Regions from separate parts of the Homo sapiens genome. Here region 1 is linked to region 2. Evidence: chromatin loops called from intact Hi-C (ENCODE). Cell type or tissue: PC-3. All regions are shown on one strand. Each heading gives the region's core, and the rest is flanking DNA. Links, peaks and the distances in the headings are about the cores only. Region 1 has its middle 570 kb from the start of LINC02630. Region 2 has its middle 590 kb from the start of ANKRD30A.

Region 1 (5,390 bases), core at 288-5,287, 69 kb after region 2:
GTGAGGATAGTGAGCTACTCTACAGGATAATGGAGACTTGGGGGTGGGGCGTGAAGAGTCTGGCATTATATTAAAAGGATATTTTATTTACTGAAGTAGTTACCTGTCAACTAATGCTATTTAAGCGCATTCTTTTAAATAGGAAAAAAAACCCCTGGGTTTTATGTTCTTCAATTTCTTGAATTAAGATGATTAAAAGTGGAGATTAAATATAATCTTTATTCCAAAGTCACTCCTGTGTACTATGCCAGATACTTAGGCAGCAGTTAAATTCCTTGAGTCCACTAAAATTGCATTTGCCCTGTTACCATTTCAGCAAAAGAAGCTATTTTCATTTGTGAATACATGATTTAGTTATAAATATTTCAGGCGTATGTTTTTCATCTTCTATTTGCTTACTGACTCTTTTCCCCCGAATTTTCTGTAGCCTTGGTGTATAGGATTGAACTATATTTCTTTTCTTTTTTTTTTTTTTTTGAGACAGAGTCTAGCTCTGTCACCCTGGCTGGAGTGCAGTGGCGCGATCTCCGCTCACTGCAAGCTCTGCCTCCCAGGTTCTCGCCATTCTCCTGCCTCAGCCTCCCGAGTAGCTGGGACTACAGGCGCCTGCCACCACGCCCAGCTAATTTTTTGTATTTTTAGTAGAGATGGGATTTCACCGTGTTAGCCAGGATGGTCTCGATCTCCTGACTTCGTGATCCGCCTGCCTCGGCCTCCCAAAGTGCTAGGATTACAGGCGTGAGCCACTGCTCCTGGCCTGAACTCTATTTCTTATAACCTGGTTTGTGTAAGTGCACAGGATGAAGAGTTTGGGGGGGCTGAAGGCAGAACTTGCTAGGAAGGCTGACTCTTTTTTTCTCTATGGAAATTTCTTCAAATGCCCTGCATCAAGTGACACTCCATGGAACCAAGGGAGTATCACACTGCAGTCATTTGCAGCTTATTTTCCAATTACCACCCTACCTTGGAGCTCTGAATATGTTCACTGGGCCATCAACATCCATTCCTGCCTCCTCTTGTGTGCCTTATGGTATGGTAGAGGCTGGAAAACTAAAAGCCTATTTCCCAGACTCCTTTGTGGACAGGGTCATGGATGCAAATTAGATGCATTCATGCTCTACCTGCAATTCATCTCTGAACTGAAATCCCATATCCTGCTGAGGTTTCTGCAGGCAAGCAAGGTCCCAGGGACACGAGTGTGGACAAGAGCTGTGGAGGCAGCCTTGTGGATCCACTTTCTGGTCACAAGTGCGGTCAGGAGGTATTGAGCTGGTTGTAGAAGAGGAGATAGCGGTGGTAGTGCCTTCCAGGTTCTTAGATTGAAGCTATAGCAGTGGTTTCTACACAAGAGAGAGCCATTATTAGACCTGACTCCTACCATTCTAGCCCTTGCAAAAATGTTATATTCCTTGTATTAAATCTTCTCCTTAAAATACGTAAAGCAATTTATTGCCCTGAATCTATCTGATATGCCTAGCATATGGCAAGCCCTGGAAGGTTTTCCTGCTGATGCAGAGATCCCCAGGTGGCATGCAGGATTTCTTATTCCCAGTTGATCCTTGATTTTTCCCAACCTTCCCACTTGGCCCTTAAGTTCACTTATTTGTTTGTTTGATATGGGTTTTGTTTGTGGTCATGGCAGTGGTTTATTCTACTGGATTTGGAGGGAGGTAGAGTCTTAGATTCATTTTTATTCCGCCATCTTTCCCTTACATTGAAAAGAATGATTTAAAAACTCATCAAAAAGAAATATACTTCAGGTTAATTTTCTTTGACAAATTTCTTTGACAAATTCAGGTCTTCCCCGAAGGCCTTATAAATTCAAAGTGAAAAGAAAACGTACAATTAATTATATTTGTAATCAATTTGTTTTGGGTCTGTTTTATGGTACAATATTATATTTTGTATATGCACTTTTTGCACCAGAAAGTTTTTAAAAATACATATATCTTGGCCACTTTAAGCATTTGCTCTTTGGATCACTGACTATTTACAGTGTTTATTATGCACCAAACAAAGATGAGTGAGACAAATTATCAGCTTTATTTCTCCAATGAATATTATTGCTTCAGAAACTATCACTATATGTTTCTAAAATATCAATACACTAAATATAGTAACCTACCTTTCTTAGACCTTATTGAAATGGAAGAATGATGAAAATTGATATATATTGATTCTGTTACTGATACTGTCTGATAGTGGTCACAGAAAATTTCATAAGCAATTATCATTCAACTTTTACATCTGGGGAAACAAAGATCAGAAACATAAAATGACTTCAAAATCATTTTCCAGGCCACTGAATAATGGAGCTGAATTCAAAATCCATGGTGTTTTCACTTTCCTGTGCATTTCTTCAGGAGATACAGTTTACAAAAAGGTAAATTTTAGAAAAAAATAATATACATGTTATCTTATATCTGAATGGTCTTACTACATCTCAAAGTAATTTGTAAGTTCATTATTTCATTTAGTAAACATTGCCAGGAGATAGACTGGCAGGAGTGGAAGTATTGTGTCCATTTTATACATGTAGGCAATAGAAGTATCTAATCTAAGTTTTTACCTTTTACTAATTATATCAAGTTATTGTTTGTTTTAATGTTTCAAAAGTCACGTGATTGCTAGGTAAAACACCGACAAATTCTTTAAAGAAGGACAATAATTTTTACTTTTCTCAACTTTCTTGGATAAATACATTTAGAAAAGTTAACAAAAATTAATTAGAGAAACTGCTCTCTGACAACTTTTATGTATAATATTTATGTCAATTTTACTTAAATGGCAATGTTCAATTTTTCAAAATTTGATTTAAAAAATGTGCACAAACATCAAGAAAGAATGTATGAGTAATGTTTTAATCAGTTTTTTAAAATTTGCCTGAGGAATGAGTATCAGGAAAAAGGATATAAATGCATCCATAAAATTTAAAAATAAATGTTACTGCATTATGGCACTAATCTGTGAGTTAGGACTATTACAGAAACATAATGCTGCTTAGTTCAAAAACAAACACGCTTACTCTGGTCCCCTTCCCTTGGCTGTGACTTTACCAACCTCAGTACTTTTCCAAACATCCTCATTAACTATGGACTTGAAGAAACAGCAAGCAGCATGCCAGCTCCAGAGGGCATTGCTCCCTGTGTAACTGAGCTGCATCCAGAGAAAGAAAAGAAGTGAATGCATACATGGAAGGTGCATCACACAGACATGGCATTCAAAATACATGTGATGCCCTTGAAAGAAGAAAATCAGAGTGATCAAACAGGGAGGTTCAAAGAGACCTTGGGAATCACTGACACTGTTCCTTCTGCCAGGCAAAATTATACTAAACCCACCTGGGATTGTTTCAAAGTAAGCTATTTGCCTTTGGTTGTTTTTCTGTTTTACACTAGTCAGAATTTGTTCATTTTTAATCTCAAAGTTATTTCATACTTCAGCTAGTTTTCAGAATTGTTGAAATTGCTTATTTGTTGAGTTGCATAATACACCTTGCCCACATTCAATCCTCTGCCCCATTTAAACTTGCATATTTTGATAACCCCTTACGTGACCATGATGAATTGTGATTACCTCCTGAAATGTCACAGGCAGGTGAAAGTATGACTCAATTTCAACTTGTTATCCTTGATGCATTTCACATTAATTTACATATATCTTTCTCTAAGATTACAGACAAGAGGGAAAATGGAAGAATAATTTCATGGATCTCTTAAGAACTGTTCAGAACATTAGTTCTTTCAAAACTGTGGTTGCCGAAAATTCAGCTGAGATAACAGAGAGCTCCCTTCACGGATGATACAGGAGCAATTCAGATCCTACTGCTTTCACACAAAAAAGTATCAAAATCTAATTCCTAAAAATGCAAAATGTTGCCAAGTCTGCCAGCTATAACTTAGCAAAGCTTTCAGGGATTTCCAGTGTGCACTTTCATCTTCTCACCAGCCATGTGTATATACACAGTGACTTCCAATGTTCCATGTTTTCTTCTTCCAAAGACACATTTAAACAACATGTTGTTGCTAATTTTGGGATTTTGCAGTGGGTGCATGTAACTATGAACAATCACGATGCTTTGCAAATCATTAGCTATCAACATACAGTGGATTTTGCAGTACAGAGACAGCTTGAAGTAATAAACACTTGACAATCCTAAATTTCTAGAACTTGATGTAATTTACTAAACGAAGAATATAAAACCATTTCTATAAACAGAGCAAAATGAAGCCCCAATAGTGAGGGCATAGAGCAGGAAGAGCATGTTGAAATATGACTTTTGCATTTGTATGTATGACTGAAAATAAGAGGTGGCAAGCTGCCTATTCTCAACTTTACCAACTACACACATTTTTCTGTGAGGCAGTCTTGCTATTCAGGATTGCCTTAAGGAATCTGAGGAGATCAACTGCAATTGTAAACAAAGAGGGCACTAAACCAAGCAGTGTCAATGTATTACCATTAAGAAAGGATCCAATAAGATTGCTGATATTAAAAATTGACTCTTAACATCTTCATATTTTAAACGTGGTGTTGAAATAAATATTAAATAGGACAAAACCAGTAGCCAAGGAGATGATGACAAAAGACTTTCTCAATCCACGTGAACTGCTTGTTTTGATTACATCCTTTACCCAGTATTATGTTTAAGGGATTTGGCTATAACAAAATAAGTGTCTATTTCAAAATCTGATGATGAATTTCTCCCATGGATGCATTGGTTTGTAAAGATCAAAATTGAATGATTAAGCTATGGTAAAATTTCTCTAATATTCTACTCAATGCGCTACAACATCAGTCCCCAACCTTTTTGGCATCAGGTACTGATTTTGTGGAAGACAGTTTCTCCATCCAGGAGTGGAGGGCGGGGTCAGGATGATTCAAGCACATTACATTTATTATGCACTTTATTTCTATTATTATTACACTGTAATATGTAATTAAGTAATTATAAAACTCATCATAAAGTAGAATCAATGGGAGCCCTGAGCTTGTTTTCCAGTAATTAGATGGTCCCATCTGGGGGTGATGGGAGATAGTAACAGATCATCTGGCATTAGATTCTCATAAGGAGCATGCAACCTAGATCCCTCGCATGCACAGTTCACAATAAGATTGGTGCTCCTATGAGAATCTAATGCTGCTGCTGATTTGACAGGAGGCAGAGCTCAGGAAGTAATGCAAGTGACAGGGAGCAGCTATAAATAACAGATGAAGCATTGCTCCATGGCTTGCTGCTCACCTCCTACTGTGTGGCCCGGTTCCTAACAAACCACAGACAGGTACTGGTCCCTGGCCTTTACAACCAGTAATATTCATAAGAGCAAACATTTGGATGTTTACTGTATTCCAGGAACTTTTTATAGTGTTTTACATGGACTCACTTAATT
Region 2 (5,390 bases), core at 104-5,103:
TGGGAGACCTAGGCAGGCAGATCACGAGGTCAGGAGATCAAGACCATCCTGGTTAACACGGTGAAACCCTGTCTCTACTAAAAATACAAAAAATTAGCCGTGTGTGGTGGCGGGCATCTGTAATCCCAGCTACTCCGGAGGGTGAGGCAGGAGAATTGCTTGAACCCAGGAGGCGGAGCTTGCGCCATTGCACTCCAGCCTGGGCAACAGAGCGAGGCTCCGTCTCAAAAAAAAAAAATCATCTTTTCCAATAGAAGCCAATTTAAAACGAGCTAATTATACTTGAAAATGTATTTTCAAATACGTGTAATGTGTATTTAAGAGAAAAATCCCACAACTCACCCCTGAGAAATTAATTCATTTACTTGTAGGCATACAGTAAGGTCTCAGTTTTTAGTGAATGATTGACGGAGCTGGAATTCCAGATTTTCTTATGTCTAATATGATTATTTTAAAAAGAATATCTAAAAAGAGAAGGTAATCTTGGCTGTTTTACTAGTATTTAAAAGTTATACCCTCAGCCGTACATGGTGGCTCATGCCTGTGATCTGAGCACTTTGGGAGGCCAAGGCAGGTGGATCGCTTGAGCTCAGGAGTTCAAGACCAGCCTGGGCAACACATTGAGAACCCGTCTCTACAAAAAATACAAAAGTTAGCCAGGCATGGTGGCGCATGCCTGTAATCCCAGCTATGTGGGAAGCTGAGGTGGGAAGATTGGCTGCAGTGAGGAGAGATTGCACCAATGCACACCAGCCTGGGTGACAAAGTGATATCCTGTCTCAAAAAAATAAAAATAAAAATAAGCTGTACCCTCCAAGTCAGCTGAAGTTATTGCACAGTTTACATACTTATCCTGTATATATGCAAGTTCTTTCCAGATTCCTCTGTCGTTGGTGATCCTGTTACTTACATATATCTCTTCAAAATATGTTTTAAATATTTCAATTAAGTGTTAAAATTTAAATGTTTTTCATTTAAATATTCATACTTACATTTTTAAATATTTGGGTATTTAAAATTAAAGGAGGTCTTGTGCAATATTTATTTGTCAATTATATATTTTAAATTAAATTAGATTAAATTAAAGGAGAAATACAAAAGACTCCAAGTAATAATGTCACTTTCATTCTTTAGTTCAGGGTAAATATAAAACATAGGACAAAAAAAGAAAGACAATGAAAGAAAAAAAAGAAAGGAGAAGAAGAGGAGCACTCTTTTTAAAATATAAATTGCAACTTCTACATGGTATTTATATTTTTATACTCCTTAGCCTAGCACATCTAATAGAGAAATCACTGTATCTATGTAAGAGGCAGAGAAGCACATATTCCTACAAATATGTTTTGGTCTTCCCTGTCATTTTAACTAACCTGTCTGATCATGTTAATATAGATCTAGAATTCATTGTGCCCAGAATATATATTTTTGACTTCTTTTTCAATTTATTCTTTTAATAAACTAACCAGCCAGGTGTGGTGGCTCATACCTGTAATCCCAGCACTTTGGGAGGCCGAGGCATGGGGATCACAAGGTCAGGAGATTGAGACCATCCTGGCCAACATGATGAAACCCTGTCTCTACTAAAAATATTGAAAAAAAAAAAAAAAGCTGGGTGTGGTGGCACACGCCCGTAATCCCAACTACTCGGGAGGCTGAGGCAGGAGAATCACATGAACCTGGGAGGTGGAGATTGCAATGAGCTGAGATCATGCCACTGCACTCCAGCCTGGGCGACAGAGTGAGACTCTGTCTCAAAAAATAAAATAAAAACATAAACTAAGCATATTTTGGCATGTCTTACTTTCTTGATGTACATTTTATCCTCAGCTAGCGTTGCATAAGTTTGAACCTGTCAAAAATAGAATGAACAGACTCTCAATAACACTTACCTAATGCTAGAGGGCAGGAACCATAATTAAAGCAGTGTTCTGCAGTCAATATTTCAGCTGCTTCTCAATTCATGGGAAAAACTTTAATTAGTTTAGTACCTGGTGAGTTTCTACTCACTATTATTCACATAAAGTAAGATATATTACAGTTGGATAAAAGATTAATGGGTAAATGATTTGCAAGTATATAACCCAAAATTTCCAAATCAGGATTAACCAGAAGGAAGGAAAGGAAGGAAAAGAAAGTGGAGAAGGAAAATGAGAAGAAAGAGGAGGAGAGGATGCTGGAAAGAAAGAGGAGGAGGAGAGCAGACAGAAGAGAAATATTATGATATCTCGGGAGCTGCTCATTATACTTCTAGCCCCTGGCTATACAACTCCTGTGATGGGAAAAAGCTGCAAAGGAGAATCCTGGGAGGTACAAGAAAGCTACAAGAACCTGCGAAAACTCCTGTAGTAAGCTTTGCATGATAAAAGGAAATATCCACATTTTTACTTTATGATTTATTCATTTTGACATCTTAACCTAAAAAAGTGTAATTGTTACATCATTTGAGATTATTGAATTCTTTTATAGAACACAGAGATACAAATTAAGGGCATAAAGCTGACTACAGAATAGTCAGTAGCTTGTGAGAATCATTAGACTCAGAAAAGTAAGTTCAGCCTAAGTGTGTTGAACATGGATAGGAAGGGAGAAAAGGCCTAAGGAAGCATTAAGTAGTTATGGGGCACTAGATCTTCCTCAATTTTTGGTTACCTCCATTCTGGCCCCATATGTCTCCTACCTAGGATATGCAGACAAATCCCAGAGCATCTCAGCAGTTTCCAGTGAGCCCCAGCTGCTGGCCAGGAGTCCCTGAACATGTGCCTCTCTGTGGGAGGAAGTGAGTGCTAGCTTCAGGGCACTTACTAAGCCCCTTGCTCACCCTGCGCTCTGGACCTTGAAACCACACCACCGCAGGGCAGGGTTATGTGTCAGAGAAACAGGATATGTGAAGGTTGTGTAACACCGGATTCAGGTGTCATGGTCTTCTCATTTTGCTAGCTCCCTTTCCTAAGTTTGTGAACCTACTTCCTCTCTTTCTCCTTGCATCTTGCTGTATGATTTAGCAAGCCATGTGACTTGAGCATCTTACTTGGGTCTGGGCACCATTCTGTCCCATGACCTCAGAGATAATCGGCTTAGAGCAAGCACACTTGGAGGCCACTGGGACTTTGAGAACCTATCCCGTCACAACAGATATAATTGAGTCCACATGGTGATGTTTCTGGATCAAGGAAAACATACTAAGTTGTCTTTCATACTCACATTAGATTTTTTAGCAACAAGAAGTTCAATCACACCCCAGCGAGCAGTTGCTGGTCAATGATACAAGTTGTTTCTATTTTCTTTGTGCCAGCTATCACCAAAACATCTGAATTATATTCTTAGCTCTGTGAATGTTAAAATTTTTACCCTCTTCAGACATTTGCCTCAGCAAATGTCTCATTAAAATTTCATAACTTTAAAGCAGTTTCTCTTGCTTTTAGCATTTAATGCTTTCTCAGACACTCTACTGTTTCGAAGAGGACAATAGTCTCACATGCAGCGTAATAACTTATGAGGCTCCCAGTGCTGTAGGCTAAATGCTTGCATCCCCAGAGAGAAAAATGGAAATTAACATTTTCCTCCATACCTCTCCATCTGCACGCCTCCCGCCTCAGTATATGGGCTCACAGATGTACGTGAAATTTTTTCCATTGCATGTAAAGTTTGCCCAGTAGTTTTAACATGTTATAAACGAGAATTGCTGGAACACTAAGTCGCATATGAATAGAGAAAAGCCAAGTTTCCAGCTAAATCAGACAATTCCATTACTAAGTCATTCGCAGGGAGTAAAATGTGTGTTTAGAAGGCTAAAGTAATGGAGGTCTGTTGCTCTAGACTACTGAAAATTACAGACACACACACACACACACACACACACACACACAAATATTTTAGATCCTCAGTTGGTGTGTTTGAATAGGTGATTAGGCAGAAATAAATTCAACCATCAAGTAGACAGATTTTATTTTTGACTATAGTCTTCATGAGGAAACTGGTGCTTGGAATAGAAAAATCAAGATTCAGTCTTGGACCCTTGACATTCTCTGGTTTCTCATAAATAAACCTTGAGAATTTGATTAATGATGTTAAGCAGGGACTTAAGACATAAATGTCCTTGACCACAAAACAGTTCTTCTCTGCCTATTGAAGGTTATTATTTTTCCTTAAGTGCTTGTTAAGAAAGAAGGACCTAAAAATGTGAAGAATGAAGGGGATCCCCACCACGGCCAAGCAGAACAGTGAAATCTGCATCTGACCCCATTGAGGGAGCAGTTACGGCTATGTTTCCCTTAGGTTCAAAATATACAGTAAATTAATGTATTGGGTGTACATGTTACTAAATGTTTCTGGGTATAGCAAACCTCTCATAGATCTTAACATGAGATGACAACGTTGTCACCATTTATATGGTTCCCCATGTCACAACAGACTATTTTTTTTTGAGACAGAGTCTCGCTGTGTCGCCCAGGCTGGAATGCCATGGTGTGATCTTGGCTCACTGCAACCTCCACCCCCCTGGGGTTCAAGTAATTATCCTGCCTCAGCCTCCCGGGTAGCTGGGACTACAGGTGTGCACCACCACGTCTGGCTAATTTTTGTATTTTTAGTAGAGACAGGGTTTCACCATGTTGGTCAGGTTGGTCTCGAACTCCTGACCTCATGATCCACCTGCCTTGACCTCCCAAAGTGCTGGGATTATAGGTGTGAGCCACCACACCTGGCCTTTTTTGTTTGTTTGTTTGAGACAGAGTCTCACTCTGTTGCCCAGGCTGGAGTGCAATGGCATGATCTTGGCTCACTGCAACCTCTGCCTCCCGGGTTCAAGTGATTCTCATCCTTCAGCCTCCCAAGTGGCTGGGATTACAGGTGTGAGCCACTATGGCTGGCTAATTTTTGTATTTTTAGCAGAGACTGGGTTTTGCCATGTTAGCCAGGTTGGTCTCGAACTCCCGACCTCAGATGATCCACTGGCCTTGGCCTCCCAAAGTGCTAGGATTACAGGCATGAGCCACCACGCCTGGCCCATGATAGACTTTATATGTACATCATAATCAGTGGCATAAAAATAAAATCCTTATATATACAATTTTTTACTTTTTACTAGCTAAACATGAGTAATTTTTTTTTTTTTTTTTTTTGAGATGGAGTCTCTCTCTGTTGCCCAGGCTGGAGTGCAGCGGCACGATCTCAGCTCACTGCAAGCTCCACCTCCCGGGTTCACGCCATTCTCCCACCTCAGTCTCCCGAGTAGCTGGGACTACAGGCGCCTGCCACCACGCCTGGCTATTTTTGTTTTGTATTTTTAGTAGAGATGGGGTTTCACCGTGCTAGCCAGGATAGTCTCCATCTCCTGACCTCGTGATCCGCCTGCCTCGGCCTCCCAAAGTGCTGGGATTACAGGTATTGAG

What was found. Hi-C counts contacts between places; a loop is a spot of excess contacts. Peaks named below come from ENCODE experiments on the same cell type or tissue, not always from the same donor. Only the 100,000 strongest peaks of a DNase experiment are listed, where the experiment ranks them.
Region 1: it touches region 2 in a loop (4-fold over the local background); 2 of 110 quality-filtered maps call a loop at or near these places.

What each region holds. Positions count from the first base shown.
Region 1 is chr10:36,463,422-36,468,811 of GRCh38, reverse strand. No RefSeq gene overlaps it. Among named protein-coding and RNA genes, the nearest start is that of LINC02630, 570 kb to the right of the region's middle. In PC-3, for the core only: a CTCF peak has its summit at 3,138; a DNase peak (open chromatin) is centred at 3,061; H3K27ac peaks cover 2,218 bases.
Region 2 is chr10:36,532,271-36,537,660 of GRCh38, reverse strand. No RefSeq gene overlaps it. Among named protein-coding and RNA genes, the nearest start is that of ANKRD30A, 590 kb to the left of the region's middle. In PC-3, for the core only: no CTCF peak of the experiment used is centred there; a DNase peak (open chromatin) is centred at 2,840; H3K27ac peaks cover 4,278 bases.